Regions from separate parts of the Homo sapiens genome. Here region 1 is linked to region 2. Evidence: chromatin contacts called from ENCODE Hi-C data. All regions are on one chromosome and are shown on one strand. The core of a region is the stretch at or near the end of the contact, and the rest is flanking DNA. Distances in the headings are between cores, read along the strand shown.

Region 1 (7,038 bases), core at 2,836-5,335, 80 kb before region 2:
AAATAACATGGGAAATAGTTAAGCAAATTAAAATACTTTGTTTACTCTGACTCTCGTAATTGTCTTTAATATTCTATTATGCAATGTAAATCTCCAAAAGGAGAAGAGATTTACTGAGATTTTTTAAACTTTCATGATCAAGGAGTCCTTAGGTCATACAATCCCTTGTAGATAGAATGTTTTGAGGAAAACACCTTGGAAAAGCTGGATAAGAGACTGAATGAGTCACTGGGAGTCTATGGAGGCCTGATGTGGAGACTGGAATGCACATGGTAGTGAGCAAATGCACAATGAGCCAGCGCAGCAGCTTGGCAAGTAAAGAAAGTAGGCCAACCTATTAGGAACTAGGAATTGCCAGCTTAGTAATCTTTTTAAGACAAAACCATTTTAGCATTATTCCTTTGCTGAAAACAAACCAGCGAAAACAAAAACAAAAACAAAACAAACAAAAAACAAAAAAAAGCATCAAGGGGTGCCCTCCTCTGATGGGTGAAATCTCCTTGCTTTAACATTCCAGGTCTCCTTTATCAGGCCAGCTGACCTTTCTTATTCCCCAGTTGTTCCCTGGCCTTTCTCATTCCCCAGTTATTTCCTATGCTTACTCCCTGCTCTAAACTCCACTGGCTGTCCTTATTGCTTGCATGGTGAGTTGTCTCCCCAGCTGCTCCAGTTAGAGAAATGCCTGCTTTCCAAGGCACAGGTCAAACCCTGCTTTGCCTATTAAGCCTTCCTTAGCCATCAAGCTACCAGTCAGTTCTTTTCCTTACACAACTGGATCAGTTACTTCTGAAGGACTTGCATGGGACTTAGTGTGTTGGAGATGGCCTGTATGATTTGGAGCCAAGAGAATAAAACTATGTCTTGAGATCTGCAGCTCTCTACCCCCATTTGCCCTCACAGTACACCCAAATAGGGTTAGGATAATATTGCCCAGAAACACAGAAGAGCAAGGGCATAACTCCAATCACATTGCATTTCATAGATTGTGGTCTATAGTTATACAACCACCTATTATTCATTGAGGGTAAAGGAGTGTATTCTCTTTTATAGACTTGCTCAACAGTAAAGAGCATCATTTCTAGACACTAGGCTGAGTATGTTACATGTTTATCATGGTGAATCCCAGAATCTCCCTAAGAATAGTGTTATTATTCCCATTTTACAGAGGAGGGAGCTGTCTTGAAACATTCAAGTCAGCTTGTTCACACTTAATGACCAGCTCTCTATCTGGTGAAGGTCGAGTCAGGTGTACCTGACCTCATGTACCTGACCCCAAACCTGGGCTCTTTCTGTCCCAGCACACCATCTCCATGGCCATGCTGGCCACTAGAAATTTAATGACAGAGAATTAAAGGTAAGAATCACACTGTGCCTTCAAGTGGCAAATATATACCACCAGACAGAGGAAGACAGATAAAATCTAGTTAGGGTCTACACAGTTTGAATATCATAGGACTCGGTGCATTCTGGGGTATCATAAGGACCTAGCACAGCTCAAGAGAGGCCCTCTTGAGTGAGATTTGGAGGATGCAACATCATGGGGGCACATGCCTGGCCCGCAGGGCAGTGAGAGTCTTCTACTCCCTGGCCATTCGTCAGTGTCACCGAAGGAGGTGACCTTCATTTCCACCCTACTCTAAGCTCTTGGCTTTTCTGTCTCCTTTACTAGACTGTGAACTCTGAGGAGAGAAACTATTTTATTTATCCAGCCCTGTCATAGTTTCTGGTATATAAACAGTAACTATTTGTTGGTTTGATGAATGAATGACAAGTCAGCCAAGGCAAGGTGCTCAAGGTGACATGATAGAGACAGCATGATAGAGACAGCACCTTTATTCCCCCATCAGAGAGCTGGATTACCTCACTGCATGTTATGTGTCTCCTCCGTTTGTTTATACACTATCCAGAAGTCTCTGGCTTCTCAGAATGCTTGACAAATTCCAAGTCCTCCCTTCAATAATGTCAAACCTTATAATTTTCAGGCCTCATCGAAGATTGTGAAATCCTGCAGCAGCACAAGAGGTGTCTGCTGCCCCTCACACTTTCCCCACATCTTCCAACACACTGCCTTGCACAGAGCAGGGTCTATATACATGCACATTGAATGACTGCATTGAAATAGATTGGAGACATGGTTAGGAACCTGTCCTAACAGTGCAATCTTCTTGAGACAATGCTTGGTGAATTCGGGTGATAAAAGGAGAAGAAATCAGGATAGTGACAGTGACATAGATGGGGCAAGAAGAGTGAGCAGGATCTGTCAACTTATTGGATATGGGAGGTGAGGGAGGAGGAAGAGAAAAAATGATTCAAATACTTTGATCTCAGCTGACAGTTTGAAGGATTATGCCCAAAGGGGAAATAGGGAAGTTCTCTTTCCCCATGACCCTCTCATCCTCATTTCAGTTTAAGCATGGAGAAAAGATTTCCCATAAAAGTCAGGCTGAAACACTCCATGGAGGGAGACAGACCTGGGACAGTCATTCAGTAATGTCCAGGAAAACCAGAAGGAAAGGTTTGCCTTCATCTCTCTGCAGAAGAGCTTTGCTCTGCTGAGGAGGAGAAATTTGAGCTGAATGTATTTCTGGTTGGTATGACTTGTAAGTTCTCTGTTTGATAGCAGAGTTGTTTGAATGACCTATTTTATAACTACACAGAGCTTTTCCAAATAGATGGTGTCTGTAGAATGTTCAGGTTAATGCATGAGCCGAGTGCTCAGAGTGTTTGCACTTGGAGCATCTGAGCCTTCTTTCTTAATAAGTCATCTTGGCATTTTGTCAACAAGTTAATTTGCTTTCCTAAGAAACTAGATTAATACTTCCTGTACTTTGTGCTATTCACAGATCTACAATGCAGTGAGAAGAGAAGAAACAGAAAATACAGTTGGATCTCTACTCCATTTCCTCACCAAGCTCCCAGCCTCCGAGACAGCCCATGGAAGGATAAGCGTTGGTCCATGCTTAAAGCAATGTGTCCGAGACACTGTATGTGAGTATCGCGCCACCCTCCAAAGGACTTCAATATCGCAGTACATCACCGGTTCTCTCCTAGAAGCAACCACGTCTTTGGGAGCAAGAAGTGGCCTTCTCAGTACTTTTGGAGGATCCACTGGACGAATGATGCTGAAAGGTAATGCCTGAAATTTCACTTTTAACTTTCTATCTTTGACTACAGAGAAGGATCTAAGTTAAGATTTATGTATCTCCTGATGGAAAATTAAGTTCACTTTTCAGCAACTTTAAGTAAAAGTCGCTTCTTTAAGAGAATATAAAAAGGTGGTCCCTTATTAAAATCCCCTAAGGTGTCAACATTCCAAATAGTAATCATTAAGATTTTGAGGCCGGGTGCGGTGGCTCACACCTGTAATCCCAGCACTTTGGGAGGCCAAGGCGGGCGGATCACAAGGTCAGGAGATCGAGACCATCCTGGCCAACACGGTGGAACACCATCTCTACTAAAAATACAAAAAGTTAGCTGAGGGTGGTGGCGGGCGCCTGTTGTCCCAGTTACTCGGGAGGCTGAGGCAGGAGAATGGTGTGAACCTGAGAGGTGGAGCTTGCAGTGAGCCGAGCTCACGCCACTGCACTCTAGCCTAGGCAACAGAGTGAGACTCCATCTCAAAAAAAAAAAAAAAAAAAAGATTTTTGAAACTTTTTTTCAAATGAAGTAAATGGTTAAAACGCTATCTTTAATTTTTTTTTAAATGATTCAGGCAGGTAGTTTCTCCTAGTGGTAGTTTATGACAAATGTCAATTACTATGACAAGATGCTAGGAAACAAATATAGTCAAGCAGTCATATTGAAAACCCACTGTGGTTGGGAGCAGAGTGAAATATAGATCTCCTTCATACATAGAATTAATAGGTGTCTATTGACCAGAAAAGCCAAAGGCCATCTTCCAGCTACTCCCATCTTAAAGGACAAGATAGGCAGGCATCCCACTGAAAGATGAAAGCCAATGGAGTGTGGGGTCCCTTGGCATATGAACTTCCCAGCTACTTCCCATGAGCAGCAGACAGGCAGGTCAGAAATGGCAGTGCACCAAACAACCTCAGAAACTTGTACACTGCATAGCTGTCACAAGCTGCTTGGCAGCCTTCCCTGGCAGGAAGCTGCCAACCAGACAGGGACCATGCAAAGCAGCATTCCACTGCCTGGGGGTTGCCAGAACTCAATCTGACAGCAGCTATTGTCCCTCCATAGCAGGTCCTGAGACCCAAGGCCAGCAGGCCAATGACCTTCCTCCTTGATCCTCAGCCTTCTCCATTCCTACCCACACACACACCCCTAGACAGGCCTAAGAGGAATACTGTAACCTCCTTGTGTACTATGTTGGGTGCCAAGTTGGTTTGTTTTCTGGAGTTGCCCGAACTTCAGGGGATTGGTTATAAATGAATGAAGAATAACAGAAGGTGTGGGAACACTAATGGCTTCATGTTTTTCAGCCATTCAACACATTTTTTGAGCCCCTATTAGGTGTTAGGTGCTGGAAAAGGAACAAAACATAATTCCTGCCCTCATGGAATTTATAGTCTCTAGGTGGTAAGCTGTTTTCCCTACACACAAGACTCAAGGTTTCTCCCCTCTGATGTGGCACCTAGAGAGTACCAAGCCTGCATTCTTCATCATACTCTTCCCAGGAAGTTGGGCTGAGATTGGCATGTGGAATTGGCATTGTTTTAATGCTTGTGATGGTATGCCAGGGCCTTATCCCATGAGTTAATCAACATGTGTAGACTAAACCCCTCCCATTTGGTTTTCAAAGTCTTTTTTTTTTTTTTTCTTTTTGAGATGCAGTCTTACTCTGTCACCCAGGCCGGAGTGCAGTGGCATGATCTTGGCTCACTGCAGCCTCTGCCTCCCAAGTTCAAGTTTCTCATGCCTCAGCCTCCCGAGTAGCTGGGACCACAGGCACACGCCACCTCGTCTGGCTAATTTTTGTATTTTTAGTAGAGACGGGGTTTTGCCATGTTGGCCAGGCTGGTCTCGAACTCCTGACCTCAGGTGATCCGCCCATCTTGGCCTCTCAAAATGCTGGAATTACAGGTGTGAGCCACTGCACATGGCCTTAAAGTTTTTATGTGCCTCAGTTAAACATATTTCTTTAACAATCAGTGGAATAAAATGGATTAAAAACCCAGATGGGTTTCTCACCACAAACAATGATAAGTATGTAAAGCATATGTTAGTTAGCTCAACTGAACCATTCCACAAGGTATACATATTTCAAAACATCATGTTTTACATGACAAATGTATACAGTTTTTATTAACTCATTTTGTGCTCAGTAGTGTGTAGGAAGAAACGGATCTCTAGGCTGCCCAACCAAGGCAGGCACGCCTCTAGTCTTCCACAGGTCTGTGGAGAGAAATAAGGAAGCTGCTGGTGTGTGCATCTATGGCCCTGATCATAATTTGACTTCAATTGTATTTGCACTTCCCTGTTCGAAATAGAACCTCATAGATCAATATTTCTAGCTCTGACACTCACCAGACTGTCAGCTAATGTGTTATCTTTAAATTGGCGTTTTATGCAAGAGTTGGAAGTTTCTTTAACTTTTTGCTTTGAAGCTCTTTGGTGATTTCTGAGAACCCTCTAGAAACTCCTGCTGAATAATACAATTAGCTGGTTGCCTTCTGCTCCAAGCTTATTTCTGTAGTTCTGACTTACTATCTTGGAAACATTTTTCAATTTCAGCATCCTCTCCCATTTGGTTTTCAAAGTCTTTACGTGCCTCAGTTAAACATATTCCTTTAACATGCAGTGGAAGAAAATGCATTAGAAAACCAGATGGGTTTCTCACCACCAAAAATGATAAGTATGTGAGGTAAAGCATATGTTAGTTAGCTCAGTTGAACCATTCTACAATGTATACATATTACAAAACATCATGTTGTACATTACAAATATATATAATTTGTATTTGTCAACTTAAAAAAATTAAGTTAAAAAAAAAGATGGGTCTTCAAAGTCAAAGAGTGTTTACAGAATCTGTAGGATCAGCATATTGGTTAGTGGGTCTTGAACTCTGATGGCCATGTACTCTGCCAGAGGATCAGGAGTACATGCAGCTGCTGTGATGTGGTTGTGAGCTTTTTTTTCTTCTTTAGTATGTGTCCTGTGGCATAGATTTGGCCAACAGCTTTTAGCTATTGGGGAATATATAATACACTCTTAGTCTTCAGTTTATAAATGGGTTATATTCTACAAGTTCATTTCCCAGGAGCGATATAGAACTTAGAACACTTTCCTGGATAAGCAGTATTAAATGTTGTGATTTGGTTCACAGACTCTAGTCCTCAAAAACCTCTGTAACCCATAACACAGTTGTGATCTGCACATTTCCCACGAAATAAAGAGGAAAACACTATTGTTGGAATACTGAGCATTAGCCTCAAAGAAAAAGCAATAGAAGTGAGTTAGAAGACATTTCTTGTTGAGGGGCAATAATTTTATTAAAGATGAGTAAAGAGTTAAACTTTTCAGAGATTTCGAAAAGGAGTTTTAGCCATTTCTGAGATTTTAGATGTTGGCAGCTGTAGCTTTTTGTTATGGCTAATTACACTTCAAAACTTGTACCTATATGAAGGAGTCAGAAAATTGCCCCAGTAATTTTTTCCTAATGTTTTTTAACGAGATGTTTATAAATGGTATGAAGAAGGATGGAAGGAGGTAGCACAAGATTTAAATTTTTCCCCAGAGATAAAGAAAAAGGAATAAGTTCAAAAGAATAACCTCTTCCATAAGAGAAAACATGTTTGAAGTGAATTAAACGGAGTTGGTAAAGGTAGAGAAAAAGGAACAGGGAAAAACAAATGCTGTATGATTTCCCTTATATGAAGTACTTAGGGTAGTCAAAATCATAGAGACCTTAAGTAGAAAGGTGGTTACCGGGGATGAGGAAGGGCAATGGGAATGGGGAGTTAGTGTTTACGGGCTATAGAGTTTCTGTTTTGCCAGATGAAGAGTTCTGGAGCTTACTGGTGGTGATAGTTGCACAGCAATATGAATTTACTTAATACCACTGAATTGTACACT
Region 2 (7,595 bases), core at 429-2,928:
TGGATTTATGACACCAATTATAAAATCCTATGCTGCTGTTTCTGTTTCTACCTCCTATAACCCACCCACCCCAAGCGGTTTCTAGAGAAGGAGGGGTGTATTTTTGGTTTGGCCAGGTGCAGGTAGAGGACCTACTGAACTACTGGTGGAGACAAGCCCCTGCTATGTCCTCTTCAAGCTAAAAGAGCTCAGAGAGACCCCTGTCAATATTGCAGCATTATTCTAAATGTTAATTAATGTTCCTTTGAAAAAAAAATTACATGGTCAAAAGAACTTGAGAAATACTGAATATTAGCTGCTTCTTAAAGGTTTATCGTGCATATTAGCATATTAAAGCCTCCAAAAATCCTGCCCCTAAAAACCTTTTGTTTATTTATTTAGGAGACTGAGTCTCCCTCTGTCACCCAGGCTGGAGTGCAAGTGCAGTGGCGTGATCTCGGCTCACTGCAACCTCTGCCTCCCAGGTTCAAACGATTCTCCTGCCTCAGCCTCCCAAGTAGCTGGAATTACATGTGCATGCCACCACACCTGGCTAATTTTTGTGTTTTTCTTTTTTTGAGACAGAGTCTGGCTCTGTTGCCCAGGCCGGAGTGCAGTGGTGCCATCTCAGCTCACTGCAAGCTCCGCCTCCCGGGTTCACGCCATTCTCCTGCCTCAGCCTCCAGAGTAGCTGGGACTACAGGCATCCACCACTACGCCCAGCTGATTTTTTGTATTTTTAGTAGAGACAGGGTTTCACCGTGTTAGCCAGGATGGTCTTGATCTCCTGACCTTGTGATCCACCCTCCTTGGCCTCCCAAAGTGCTGGGATTACAGGCATGAGCCACCACGCCCAGCCAATTTTTGTATTTTTAATAGAGATGGGGTTTCACCCTGTTGGTCAGTCTGGTCTCAAACTCCTGAACTCAAGTGATCCACCCACCTCAGCCTCCCAAAATGCTTATCCTAGAATTTCCTGAAGTCATATGGCTCCAGACACTTTCTTCACAAAATATTTAATACTTAATATCTGGGTAGAACATGTGCCCTGAAACACAGTTTGGGAAACATTACCACAAAACATTGCTGATCTGTTTCTGTCTGGGGTCTTTGGAGCAGAAAGGGATAACAACACTTTCCAGAATATTTATTGAGCATCTACTTTGTGCAGAACATGTGGGAATAATTCAAAATTGGCAGATCAATCTGCTCATCAAGATTTCAAAATCAAATGCTGCAGAGGGTTGCCGCATATGAATAAGCAGGCCAGTCAACAAACAAGACAAATTAAGTACTAAGTGCAGCTTGGAAGTGCTGCAGCCAGGCTGCTGGGCCCTTGTTTGACTCCCCGAATTGAATTCCATACTCTCAGCTGTCAGTCTCAAGTTCCTTTGCTTTGCTCCACCAGTGCGGTTACCACTCCCCAGTTACAGGATCTCATTTCAGGACATTCACTGTTTATATCTTAGGTAGTTGGTGGGACACATCCAGCATTTTTATCCTGTGCTGAACACCCTAGAATTTTTGCCTTTCATGTACAGCTCTGTTAGTTTTTACTCAGAATTAGGATCTGTTCTTTGCCTGGAAAAGATGATGAACTTTTCAAAAAGCAAGAAAGATGATGAAACAGCCAATGTCATGTGATGTGGTTTAATCCCAGCCCATCAAATGTTGTAACCACAGTCCAGTGTACCTGATGTTTCCTGGACAAAGGCCCTGGGTTCTCAGGGTGGCTGCCCTTTTTGAACCTGTCTATGACTCACAGCTATTTTTCCAGGACTTCCCCACCTACCAAGCCATGTCCCTGTGTCCCTACCTCCTCAGAGAGCCCTGACCCAGACCTCTTCCTCTTCTGCTTCCCACCCTTCACTGCCAACTTTCCTTGGATGTTCCATTGATATGTTCTTTCTGAACATTTTTCTTGCCCCTTTTCCTCTGCCTCTCCTTTCTGGCTTCTTTGAAAGAAATGAAGGATCATTCTTTTGGAGAATCTAATCCTTGGAAAGTCCCTCTCTGCTAAACAGTGAAGGGAAGCTGGCCCTGTAATAAAAAGGCCAACATTGTTTCCACAAGTGCTACATCTTGAAGAAGGAGCTGCTTATTATTTTTTAATTATCAGTATTAGTTGACATTTATTGAGCACATACTACTCCTCTCCAAGCACCGGAGCCCTTCATATTTATCGTCCCTTTTATTAGTTTATGAATATAAAGAGACTTTATATTTATCATCGCTTTTATTAGTCACCACACTCCTTATGATACCGGGCATTTTATTATCCCCATCTTATGAGCGAGGAAATAAGAGTCTCAGGGTAGGTAGGAAACTTGCTCAAGGTCACAGAAATAGTGAAAGGCAGAGCCAAGAAATGAACCTACATTCCTTTGGCTCCACATCCTGTGTTTTTCTGTTTCCCAGCACAAGTGACATGAGTGAGAGGTGCTTGACAACATCTTGTTTTGAGTTATGCATAAAACATTGCAGCCAACTCCATGTTGGTGCTGCCCTTCCCAGAAGACTGTCCAAGTGCCTTACTTGCCCAGGGCATCTGGGGACTGCAGTACGGGCAGTAAGGCACGATCATTTACCCTAGAGCTCACAGCCCCAGAGCTGCCTACTTGATCTTCACCCTGAGGAGAGTGATTACATACACTCTCTTCCCCACTGGAACAGAGAAGCTGAGGAGATTAGAATTCCAGTTTTCATCAGATTTATTCCCTTACGAGTTTCATTCACAGATGCTCACCCAACATATATGTACTGGACAGACTGCTGATTTAATTATCTTCTTCTTAATGGTCTGTTCTATCTACCAGTGTCCAGTGGGGCCAGGATGAATTGATCTTGGTGGGATGCCAATATCCTTTGTTTGTTCACACAGATTTGTTTTCAGTGGAATGTACGCCAACACAGGCACACCATTTTATTCCCTTCCGCTCTGTCCTTCCTGCTCCATCATTATTGTTGGCTGGTTGTCGGTCTCCTTCTACTTGCTCACCATTCACATTCTAATTGGTGAAAATTTGCATTTCACCGCAAGTGAAAAAGTGACTTGCGGGCTTACTTTTGCTTACCAGTGACAGGTGCACACCTGCCCGAGGACCAAGAGTGAATCACAGCATGGTCTCCAAACATCGTGACCCTGCTCAGTGGCCCTGGATGACAACCTTCACCTGTCCCCTTTTCCTAAGTAGTGTGGCCTGTGGCCAGAGGCTTCCCCATCCAGGGTACTTGCGTAAGCTATGTTCTTGTCCTTCACTCAGAGAACCTCAGAATGGGTCCAGCCCATTCCAGTGCAGATGAGAAACCCACCACACTCTCACCCTCTGCTGCCCAATCATCTCAGGGAAAATGGAGTCTTCCAGTCATGGACCAAACTGCCCATAGGTCTTCTATGTCATGGCTCCCCTGGTTGCCTTCCCCAGCAACACTAGCCTTCTGAGCCTCTTGGGTGAAGATCAAGCAGGCAGCTCTGGGGCTGTGAGCTCTAGGGTAAATGATCCTGCCTTACTTCCTGTACTGGAGTCCCCAGATACCCTGGGCAAGTAAGGTGCTTGGACAGTCTTCTGGGAAGGGCAGCACCAACATGGAGTTGGCTGCAATGTATTATGCATAACTCAAAACAAGATGTTGTCAAACACCTCTCACTTATGTCACTTGTGCTGGGAAACAGATGAGTAAAACAATGCCTGCATCCAAGGAGCTCCATCTGCAGTGGCAAAGTCCAGGGGGATAGTGGTCACCGTGCAGTATAAAAAGTGCAGCAGGAAGGTTATATTAGCACAGAGGACCCATTAATTATCTGAGGGCTCAGGGACGGCCTCCTGGAGAACATGACATCTGGGCTACTTGGAAGCTAATTGGATGTGGGAATGGAAAGTGAAGGAGTTAAGGACTGGAAACAGGATGGGCTTTGGGTCCTCCAGGTAAGAATGTCCAGTTCATTCTTGGATATACAAGATAAGAGCTAGACATTTGGAGCCAGCAGCAGAGAGAGGATGGGTAAAGGAAAGTTAGTGAAGGAAAACATATATGGAGAGGATGTAGCATAAGAAGAGATTCGAGAAGGGCCGAGACAGAGCAAGGCATGGTAGCACACACCTGTAGTCCCAACTACTGGAGAGGCTGTTGTGAGAGAATCAGCTGAACCCAGGAGTTCAAGGCTTCAGTGAGCTATGATCATGCCACTGCACTCCAGCCTGGGTGACAATGAGACCCGAACTCAAATAAAATAAAATAAAATAGGCCAAGACAGAGCCACAAGAAACACAGCATTCAAAAACCAATACATGCCAGCAGAGTACATGGGCTCTGGGGCCGGCCTGCCTGGGTTGGAATCCCACCTTCACCACTTTAATTAGCTTTATGATCTTAGGCAAGTGATTGCTTCAATTTCATTTCTAAAATGCAAATGATAAGGACATATACCTCATAGGCTTGTTGTAGGATTAAATGAATTAATACCTGTTAAGTAGACTCTGTAAAAGCATTTGGTGTCACTGTTATTTCACTGATGTCGGAAAAGGGCAAACCCAGCCAATGATAGAGTCAGCACTGCCCAGTTGAGATCTCCTCGGTGAGGAGAGGTAAAGGAGCACTCCTTATAGGAAGCAGATCAGAGCTGAGGAGGGACACGTCAGGCTTGGGATGCCACCACCTCCTGGCAGGGTAGGGACTGTGTTTGTCTTGCTCATCATGTGCTCTAGTGCCCACTGGAGTGCGAGCTCTAGAGGGTAGACACTCAGGAATGATTTGCTGAACAAGTATATATTTGTTGAAGTTCCCTGACTTAGCTGGAGTGAAGGGGCTGCAGGGAGCAGGCAGTCCAGAGGTGGCAGCAGCTTGGGGTGAGGTTTACTAGGGGGTATACCCTGACTTTCTGGCCTCTGCCTGGGATACCTAGCTGTCTGGGTGAGTGAGCTTCAGGGATGGAATCTCTCACAGGCCTTCTCCCACACATTCTTCTCTAATTCAGAAGGACCCTGTCCTACTCTGCATGTCATAGGAAACTTAAAATTTTAGATACATGACAGAATAGGAACATTTGTAAGCAACTGGTAAGCACCAATGCCACATTCTCTGTGACTTCTCAGAATGCTAAAATTCTGTTTCTAAAGGGAATGCGACTCGGCTGCATCATTCTGATTCTGGAGCTAAGCTCCGCACAGTGTTTGCTGAGGCATTTCTTTGCCCAGTAGATCAGGGTGGCTGTGTGGGGAGCAAAGCTTTAAAAATTTAAAGGCCTGTGCTTTTACATTACCATGCTCTACTATCTTCCATTTTCTCTTTTATGAAGATTAGACTCAACAGTAAATTAGCAAACAGTCTAATTTACTGTTGAGTCTAATCTTCATAAAAGAGAAAATGGAAGGCAGTAGCATGGTAATGTAAAAGCACAGGCTTTTGATTTGGCTCATTCCTACTTTGCAGGTGTGTAACCTTGGGCAAGCTAGTTTACTCACTCTGAATCTCACCTTTCTCATCTGTAAAATGGCAGCAGTATTAGTACCAGCCTTGTAGAGCTGAAAGGATAGGATAAGCAGCGTCCCTCTCACAAGCCTACCATTTACATGGAGAGTGTTGTTATTGTAATTATGATTATGAAAATTATGCAAAGAGGAAAAGAAATTGATTTATAAATGGTCCCACAATAGGATCAGGATAGTTCGGAGCTAACAGCTCAGTTATATCAAGACATTTTATGTAAACTGTTAGTGATGGATTTTAATCTCATCATATTAAAGTGGGATGAAATAAGTAGGACCCTATTCTAGGGCCATCAATTAATACAATTACAAAAGGGGAGACTCTGCATGAGATGAGGCTTACTTCTGAACAGCATTTAATAATTGGCTTCACAAGGAATGATCCATTCAATTCAATTAACTATGGTGAGAGAGAAGAGGATAACACATTCTGCATAGCTGTTGGCAATTCCCCAAATTCCATTTAACTAGACATGGTATTTGCAAATCTCAGTGAAAATATTCTCCCTAGTTGATTTTAAAACAGTAAATAACTCTAGTGAACTTAGAACCCAATTTCTGAGTACAGTATTTAGGGATTTATAGTTGAAGAATTTGAGAATAATCAACTGTCTCTTGCAAACTGTGGGCAAGCCATTCTGCAAACAATAGAAAGATACCCAGAATAACATGTTCTCTACCCTCAAGGAGGTGACAATTTAGAGAAAATGGACATATACACAACTGGTTTAATTGCAAGACAGAGTATGCTTCTTACTTTTTTTTTTTTTAGTTTTGCTTACATTTTATTTTTACTTATACACAAGGGTAAGATATTATAGAAATTGGTGTCACTATAAGTCTAAAAGAGCACTTTCAGTAAATATAAAATAAAATTTCATAATGATGCATCTTAGCACAAATGAAGCAAATGATGTCTACAAATCCATATCCATTGGTGTTGCTGGCTTTAACACACTTTTCTTTTAATGTTTTGGGATAACATGAATTATTACACTTTCTGTGTGATACAGTTATACTTAACACATTCTAAAATAATTAATGGAGTTCTAGAATAAGAACACTAGGTTTTTATAGTATGTATATTACATTGTTAGTTTTAAAAATATTATAACCAGATGACATCTTAGTGATTATTCAATTTATGTTACAGGTAAGTTAGGTAAAGCCCAGATAGGTTAAGTGAATTCCGTATGATTTCCAGCTAGAGTTAGGCTTGGAATTCAAGAATCTTGGGTTCTTTCTCTTAGGTCTGCATGTTTTCTGCTATACCATCCTTAGGAAACTCTGTTATCTCCTTACCCACAATTTCATGTGTAGATAAAATAAAATGAAGATCATAAATAGTATTATAATGACATAAACCAATACTTCTGTCAGCTTAGAATTGGGACTTGTCTACAATTCTGTTCTAGTGAACAGAAAATGGATACGGATTTGTAGCTTCTTACTTTTCTTATACTTGCTTTAACTGCTCCCACCCTCATGCCTAGCATAGTTCCAGGCAAATTCACAGGCATGCAGTAACTGTTTGTGGAAAAAATAGGCATTACTACAGAGATATAAATAAAGTGCTTTGGGAGGGCAACTGGGACCAAGAAGTGGTAGAAGAACCAGATTTCTAAAGATGACAGCATATAAATGGTAAAGTAATTATCCAATTATTATATCAATCATACTTTTATATATAATTATAAAATAATAATTTTATATATAATTATAAAAAATCTGACTATAAAAATTTTAATTATAATTATATTATTATATAATTAAATATAATTAAAATATAATTAATTATAGTTATATATAAATAATTATTAATTGTTAATTTTATGTATAATTATAAAAATAATTATCCAATTATTATATCAATAATACCACTATTTAATTACTTGCTTATGTTATTTTCCCCCATGAGATGCCAAGCTATCAATGGGCAGATACCATGTCTGTCTTGTTTACTAGCGCCCAGCACAGTGCATACTATATAGTGGATACTCACTAAGTATTTATTAGAAGAGGGAGGATCACCTCAAGTCAAGATATATTTGTCAAGGTTCTTTTTTCAGTTATGAGTTAACAGCAACTCAATTCAAATCTGTTCAAACAAAATAAGAAATTGGTGTATGT

What was found. A loop is a pair of places that touch in the nucleus more often than their neighbours do. Pooled maps may share reads with other maps.
Region 1: a loop to region 2 is called in a map of gastrocnemius medialis, with 2.5 times the contacts of the local background. The contact joins two enhancer-like sites. A Hi-C loop is called at or near these places in 4 of 168 maps with a recorded cell type or tissue (aorta, chondrocyte, gastrocnemius medialis and 1 more) and 3 of 50 pooled maps.

What each region holds. Positions count from the first base shown.
Region 1 is chr10:94,129,331-94,136,368 of GRCh38, forward strand. It overlaps PLCE1 (phospholipase C epsilon 1), which reads left to right. Exons shown (of 33, transcript NM_016341.4): 3 at 2,844-3,129. Among named protein-coding and RNA genes, the nearest start is that of PLCE1-AS2, 24 kb to the left of the region's middle. Within about 2 kb of position 4,086, at least 8 of the 41 ENCODE cell types and tissues checked have a DNase peak (open chromatin) inside an H3K27ac peak, as active enhancers do; they include gastrocnemius medialis and psoas muscle, where a contact is called at or near this core.
Region 2 is chr10:94,211,718-94,219,312 of GRCh38, forward strand. The region is part of intron 4 of PLCE1 (phospholipase C epsilon 1); the gene reads left to right. Among named protein-coding and RNA genes, the nearest start is that of PLCE1-AS1, 72 kb to the right of the region's middle. Within about 2 kb of position 1,679, at least 10 of the 41 ENCODE cell types and tissues checked have a DNase peak (open chromatin) inside an H3K27ac peak, as active enhancers do; they include gastrocnemius medialis and psoas muscle, where a contact is called at or near this core.